Linked DNA regions of Mus musculus: all the other regions are linked to region 1. The links are chromatin loops, found by intact Hi-C in ENCODE. Cell type or tissue: heart. All regions are shown on one strand.

Region 1 (2,500 bases):
TGGTATACACCTTTCATTCCAGCACTCAGGAGACAGTGGCAGGTGGATCTTCATGAGTTCAAGCCCAGCTTGGTCTACAAAGCAAGCTCCAGGATAGCCAAGGCTACAAAACAAACAAACAAACAAACAAAAACAAAAGAAAAGAACTAAATACCACTACATACAACAAAATTAACAAAAACAGAGTGGAGAATAGTTTTAAATGTTTAACTGTTGTCTAAGGCCTTCAGGAAAGTCTTCACTAATACAGCCATTGCTAAAAAGACTTGGAAAATGTTAGTGTATAAGCTATGGGTGATTCTCAGAGTTTAATTGCAGAGAGAATAATCTATGAAAATATCTTGAGGCAGGAACTTGCTCTGTGATCTTCAGAAACACTGAAGCATGTGTGTGGTTGCAGTATAGACAGGGGAGACTCGTAGTTGAGGAAGGCTTAATGGAGAGGTTGGGATATCATACAGATTATACATATAGATTATACCATATAGATTATACAGGGATCACTGAGACAGAATGCTTCGATGGGTGTTGAGCAAAAGAGTGACCGCATGCTTTGAATCCATTTTGAAATTAACCATAAAGTCCTAACTTAAAATTGGAAAGTAACTTTAATAAACTTATATAGCATATTAAAGAGATCAATCTTTTGAAAGAGAAATGTCTCAGTTTTAACTTTAGCATTTGAGGAAACCTGTTTAACTCTAGGTTGTGACTGGCAGGGTAGTGTTTTTTATTTGTTGTTTGTTGGTTTATTGAGAAGTGTTCTCTTTAAAGCTCTCTTCTCTCTCCTGTATCCCAGAAGCCAGAAGTCTGGGGATTATATTTCCTCAGCCTCCTCCCCCTCGGGTTTGGATGAAATTCACATTCTGTCATGCTTTCATGAAAGATTCAGAAGGCGAAGAAGACACTGAGAAATTCTCTCTCCAGCTTCAATGTGCTTCACACAGCAGGATCAGTTCAGAGCATAGCTGTGTAAGGCGGCATTAGCTGCCTTGTGCTGACCTCTGGGTGGCAGCAGCCACCTTCAGAGGTCTGTAGGTATCTATACCCCTGCTTCCTGAATGCTAAAGGCCCACAGGGCATAACAGCAAGGGCTCTCCCAGCAAAGCTAGCATCACATCTCTGCATCATAATCTCAACGTGCTTTGTGTCTTCCTTCATGATTCCTGAATGACACGAATTTCCAGACTAGTTCTAGACCTTCAAAGGTGGGGTGCTTGTCGTTGGATTAGCTTGTATTTGACTATGGTAATGACCTCTTTAGGTTTCTAAGATCAGTACCTTAATTACCTGAAGTTAAAAAAAAAGTTTATTAAAGAAAATAATTTAGGAGATCAAGTTGGCCATGGTTGTGCCATCCTGTGGAAGAAAAGGGATGAGAGTTATGGGGCGCTGGAGTTCCTTCTGGCTGTGGCTCAGAAGGCAAAGAGATAACACGCTACGAAGCATCACGGCATGGCCGAGACCCAGAGAAGCTCTCGAGCCGTGGTTCTCAACCTTCCTAACACTGCAACTCTTTAATACAGTCTCTCATGTTGTGGTGACCCCCAACCATAAAATTATTTTCACTGCCACTTCCTAACTGTAACTTTGCTACTGCTATGAATCATAATGTAATATCTGTGGCTTTGGATGGGTTTAGGTGACCCCTGTGAGAGGGTCCCCCCAAATGGGGTTGTGTCACACAGGTTGAGATCCACTGCTTTCCAGTCTTATTCTGGATGGCTGTAACTCCCCTTGAGGCCACTGTCTTGAAAGAGGAACCCCAGTTTCTTGAAGCCGATCAAGACCGCTGCTGACTGCATCTACCTTCTTACTAATATGACACCCTACCCCTTTTCCTGTAAAACACTAAAGATCTGTTCTGTTGAGTTTCACTGCACTTTTCAAACAAACCAGTCTTGAACACTGTTAAGAAAAGAAGTGGAGAGGATACTTCTTGTTACAGAATACATGTGCTCACATGGGCCGAGACTCACCAGTGGTAGGGCTTCTAATAAATAGTATCTTAGTATCTTTTTAAACTATAGCCAGATGCCCATGGCATCCACCCAACTACATAAAACAGACATGACAGAAACAGAAACCATCACTTGATGAGTTCATGTCGGCACAGTAGGTAACTTGTATTTTACAGTGTCTAGGGCAGGAAGATGTGGGCACCAGAATACAACTAGACTGAAAATGGTCTTTACCTTTAGGCCCAACTGCAACTTTAGTGTGAGAGGAGCATTCTACACACAGTGGGAAGAAAGCAAGGATGAAGGACAGCCTGAGTTTGAAGGAGAGGCTCAGGTGCCTGTGTAGGCAGCTGCTGGTCATATTGTGACGACTGAGGAAGATATCTTTCTATTCTGGGGAATAGATTTCTTAGTTCAGTCAGGCTATCACAAAAGGGAAGACCGATCATTTTGTCTTAATTTGCCAACAATGGTAATAACTATACTGGTGATAGTACTACTAATTACATTTTTCACTCAAGGACTACACACAGACACTG
Region 2 (2,500 bases), 240 kb after region 1:
GATGACTTTTCTAATAAATACCACATGACAGCCGATCACTTACATCCTTGCTCCCAAAATATAGAATGTGTGTGGATTGTGTGTGTGTGTGTGTGCGTGCGTGCGTTTGTGTGTTTCTATATCATCATAATTCCTGGCAAACATGGGTTTCTTTTTTCTCATATCCAGGGAAATAAGCATTAACATCAGTAGAATTCAGAGTGCCAATATTTATGGCACATTTACAATTCAAGCATTATAATGTTATTATAAGAGTAGTTTTCCCTTTTGAATTTTGGGTGCAGTATCAACTTGATTGTTTCTTGGTACATTTCGTGCTTAGACAAGAACAGAACCCTGCCTCTTAATACATATGTGATCTTACTAATAATGTGTTAATTCATTTAGTAACTGGGCCTGGGGACAGGGCAAGGACTAATGTCCCTTAATAGCCCCGTAGATGGTCCCAGTCCCAAGACTACCAAGGCAGGGCAGGGGGAAGCTGGGTTGGCCAGGGAACCTAGGCTACTCTAATGTCTGAGCTCTGGATGAACCCAATGTTGTAAGGCTTACCACTTCGGCCGACAGCCTCACTAACTTCTAGCTGACACCTCTGGGGTGCCTTTGCCTATTTTTATTTATTTATTAGTTATGTTCATGGATTTGTTCTCTCTTCTTGTACCATTGTCTTTGACTTTCTCTTTAACTGACAGGCCATGCTTGGCCATGATCTCAGGCACGTATGGGAATGTTGGACATTTTATCCGAAGCAAAGGAAATGCCATTCCTATTCATGGTTGGAATAAAAAGGGATGATGACTTCTGTCCCATGTATTTGGACCTTCGGCTATTGCAGAGGGAGGATTTAGCAAGGATTTGGGGTGTGAGCTACTATTGTTCTGCATCTCTCCTTCTCTTTCTCTCCACTTGCCCCACCCCTGCCCCAAGAAGGTCAGGTGATATCTCTTAATTGTCCTCAAGTATAAGGAAAAGAATTTCTGTGACACCACTTAGAGGGCAGCCTCATTTGTCCCTTGCAGCTGGCAGCCACCAGCCTCTGGTTTCTAAACCCTGCCAGGCAGGCTGGCTGACTTCTGATGTATCTGCCAAAGAGTAAAGGCTTGTGTGGTTGGCCAGCATCTCAGCCGCAGTTGTGGGGCTTGGGGGAGGGAGAGTGTGTATCAGCATGTGGGCTCAATCCAAAAGTTATGATTGAAGAAAGAGACCACCCTTAGAGTCCACAGCGTGAGGACAGCTGGTTGTCTAAGAAGGCTTTCTGGGGCATGAAAGCAGAGATGCCTTGGGCTGAGAAAAGAGAGAGTGAGGGGGCAGGAAAGAGTGTACTCTATACTCAAGATCCTCCAGGGACCTTCAGCTGGGGAGGGGGGCTCTCAGGTGAGAAGGGGTTGGTCTCAGCAATGAAAGCATTCTCAGAAAAAAAAAAAAAAAACCACAGACCTAGAGAAGCAGGGGCTGTGTGGGGCAGCTCCTGGAGTCTTGTTCAGAGGCCTCTCCCGCCTCTCCCTGGCCCCTCCCCTCCAGGCCTGTGGAGCCTCCAGCTGTGCCAAGCAGGGGTAGAAACTCACAGCAGAGCAAGAAGAAAAGATCCTCTCAGCTTCTTGCTTGCAGCTGCTCTAAGCTAGACATAAAAAAAAAAAAAAAAAAAAAAAAGAATACAACACAAGTCTTTATGTTTGCTGATTTTGCCAAATAGCACGGATATTTGAGTTGTGGGATTAAGATCATTTTTCTTAGTTTAGAGTACTTATAAGTCCTTTTATTAACTCAGGATACACACACACACCAAAATCAACTTTCCTGGAATACCTCCTCCCAGGAGAAGAAAATCAATATCTTACAGAATAAAATTGTTTTCCCATTAAATCCTATGGTGGGCTTCCTCCAATCAGAGTCGGAACCAGACAGGCTCGTGTGCATGTCCCTTGGAAGGAAAATTAACAGCACACTTTTGGTCCAGCTTTTCTCTGACGATGTGATCTTCTCTTCCCTGGAACCTCCATCAACACCACACTCTGAGAGAAGGGTTAGCTGAGACGCTGCTCTTTCCCCTCGCTCAATATGGTCGGCAGCCCACACTCCCTGGTTTTCCATCCTGGGAAAAGCTATTAGTATTGGAGAGGCTTCTATGGTTAGCCTAATGTGTTCTTGATGGAGTTACTCGTAAACAGAATTCCTAGCTGGTGAGTGTGCTTTCCGTCCTCCCAGATTTTCACGAAATTGAGCTTTGTATTTAGTTTATAGAAGCAGACTTAAGGCAGAAGCTGGAACACGCCAAAGAAATCACCGAGGAAGCAAGGGGAACCCTGAAGGATTTCACGGCTCAGAGGACCCAAGTGGAGAGATTTGTCAAGGACATCACAGCGTGGCTGATCAATGTGGAGGAATCATTGACCAGATGTGCCCAAACCGAGACTTGCGAAGGGCTGAAGAAAGCCAAGGTGGGTCAAAAACTATTCTATTATTAATTCTCCTGTTTTACAACTATGATAAAGATATAATA
Region 3 (2,500 bases), 65 kb after region 1:
AATTATACCCTTAATTGATGGAAGCCCCTCTCATGGCCGCCATTGTTAGTGAGGTTCATCTTGGAGTGATGCCCCAAAGACACCTTGCTGTAAGCTCATTTGTGGTTTCTCTTCCGGCCTGATATCCCTTTGGCATCCACACAACGCTGAAGGGCTTCACTAAGCCTTATCAGACAGCATCAGAAACCTGTGCTTTGGTGCCAAGATTCTCTTTGACCGTGCTTTTATGCCATTTGAAAGGTGGTAGGTTGGGCAGAAATTGCTTAGGAATCTATATTCTGCTGCTCCGGAACCTTCCTGCTTCCCCTTGTACCTCCTTCCAGTCCTGCCCACCCGCTGCTACTTTCTAAGTGGTTCCCGTGGGTTGAAGTTGCTATTATTTCTCACGGAAAAGAAACACCGCCCTTGAAGCCCAGCAAACCGAAAATAATAAGAAAAGACAAGATGGTGTTCACTAGAATTTAAAAAGTGAGAGCTGGTTATGACAAAACAAGCCAGCAGCCTCCTCCAACACTGTGCCTTTCCAAACTCATTTCGACTCTTTTTCATCATGAGTAGACGGGCTCAGTTTATAGTTAGCAAATCTGTTCCAGTGTTCAGTGTCAGAAGGTAAGACTGGGCAGGGAACGGGCATCATTTTCCCCTTCACACTTATCGTACTGTTTTTTGTTGGAATAAAAACAAGACAAAACAAACAGAAAACGAAACCGAGACAAACAAACAACAAGACACAAACTAACAAAACCTTTCTAGAGCTTTTGAAGGACTAGACACTTAAGGATACTGAATACAGACTCTGAATCATCCTTTTTCTCCTTGCCGGCTTGTCTCTTCCTAATGAAAAGTTTCCCGGACACCTAGACAGTGATACTTTTAAATGTAACTTTTCAGCTCCACAGTCCTTACCTAGCCCTAGGTAGCTGCTTCCCAGATGACGATGAAGCTTATGAGAAAATTGAAAGGAGTGAAAAATCTCCCAGATATTGTATCAGTTTATCAGGCTCATCCTTACTGGGGCAACGGTGTGAGCATAAACAACAAAAGGATGATTTAAAGTTCTGCATCCTTTGAGTCTTTCAGGGATGAGGCAGGTCTTGGCTGTACAAGTGAGACTGAGATGTATAGTAAGTTTGAAGACCTAGTGTTGATATTGGGACTGGGCAGGGAGACTCATAGTAGCTAGAAAGGATGAACTAAACGTGACAGTGAACATGGAAGTGTCAAAGGTCCATCTTTTCACTGACTTTAAACTGGCTGGTCCAGAGCACAAATGCTGCCCCCTGGCGGTGGGACAGTGCCTTGCCTTTAAGGGTGCAGGATGATTTTATGATGACTGTTTTGTTGCTATGAACATACCGAGATAAAGAAAGCATAATGATCCAGAATTGCTCGGAAAATATATGCTCAAATGTCTAAACCTCCCAAGATTCTCTGATTCTTGGTGTTATGCCTTGATTCTTGGTGTTACGGAGAAAGTAGAGGAGGAAGTGCTACGTAAATTAAAGTCTCCAGTTTTTCCTGACTTGCTTGCCTTTGCTCAAGTATATTTAGCTAACAAGTTCTGAAAGGCAGGAGTCGGTGCTCGGCTACTGACACAAATGTTAGGTGGGTAAATTGAAGTCTAGAATAACAAGGAATAACAATGAATAATGAACAAAACGTGAAAAGGTGCAAAACGGGACAAAGCATTTTTATAAAGCATCCAGTGAGGGGCTGGAGAGATGGCCTGCAGTTAAGAGCACTTGCTGTTTTCAGAGGACCCAGGACCCCAGGTCACAAATGTTGACTGGCAACTATTGGCATTCCAGTTGTAAAGGCATTTTACATGCTCATCTGCCCTCCACAAGAACTGCATGCGTGGGTTAAACATATATATGCGGGCAAATGATCCATATGCATAAAACAAAATATAAATAAAATCTCAAAATATTAAATGGTTAAATCATCAAATGAAATCTTTGTAATGGTTCTGAGGCACAAAGAGGCTCTTCAGCTCCTTAAAGTCTCATAGTAAATAAGATTACTATAAGTCTGAGTCAGGCATGTGGCCTTCCCAAAGTCCCAGAGCTACTGGTGAGAAAATGAGCGGTACCATCTGCCTTCCTGAAGACTAGATATTGTCTTCCCGTCAGCCATTGGAGTAGTCAACATCTTTTATTCTAAGAACGCCAGGGTATCTACAAGTTTAATATTAACAATAAGCATCACTATCCTAAGAGGAAAAAGAAAATGAATTGGATTCATCTTGTTTTGCTTGGCATCAGGTTAACAGCCACGGGTATGGCTCTGCTTGATTTCTGTTTTGTATGGAAGTTTCAGGCCACGGAATTATTTTATTTGAGTCCTAGAAAGACCAACACATCTGTGAACATTTCTTGTTTGGTGACCTGAACTTGAACTGCCTTGGGTATTCTTATATGGAACTTTAAAACACCCTTTCAGCCTTTTCACTCCAAACACTTGCCTCGTATATGAGCTCCTAACCAACACTTTCTATGCT

Evidence for each region. Hi-C counts contacts between places; a loop is a spot of excess contacts. Peaks named below come from ENCODE experiments on the same cell type or tissue, not always from the same donor. Only the 100,000 strongest peaks of a DNase experiment are listed, where the experiment ranks them.
Region 2: a loop joins it to region 1, with 2.7 times the contacts of the local background. A loop is called at or near these places in 6 of 42 quality-filtered maps.
Region 3: a loop joins it to region 1, with 6 times the contacts of the local background. A loop is called at or near these places in 16 of 42 quality-filtered maps.

Annotation. Positions count from the first base shown.
Region 1 is chr10:5,553,647-5,556,146 of GRCm38, reverse strand. No RefSeq gene overlaps it. Among named protein-coding and RNA genes, the nearest start is that of Myct1, 39 kb to the left of the region's middle. In heart, a CTCF peak has its summit at 1,008 (motif pointing right); no DNase peak of the experiment used is centred here.
Region 2 is chr10:5,309,173-5,311,672 of GRCm38, reverse strand. Syne1 (spectrin repeat containing, nuclear envelope 1) reads left to right here. Exons shown (of 146, transcript NM_001347711.1): 46 at 2,235-2,438. Among named protein-coding and RNA genes, the nearest start is that of Gm51757, 16 kb to the left of the region's middle. In heart, no CTCF peak of the experiment used is centred here; a DNase peak (open chromatin) is centred at 1,052.
Region 3 is chr10:5,489,035-5,491,534 of GRCm38, reverse strand. It overlaps a transcript of Syne1 not described here. Among named protein-coding and RNA genes, the nearest start is that of Syne1, 2.0 kb to the right of the region's middle. In heart, a CTCF peak has its summit at 1,278 (motif pointing left); no DNase peak of the experiment used is centred here.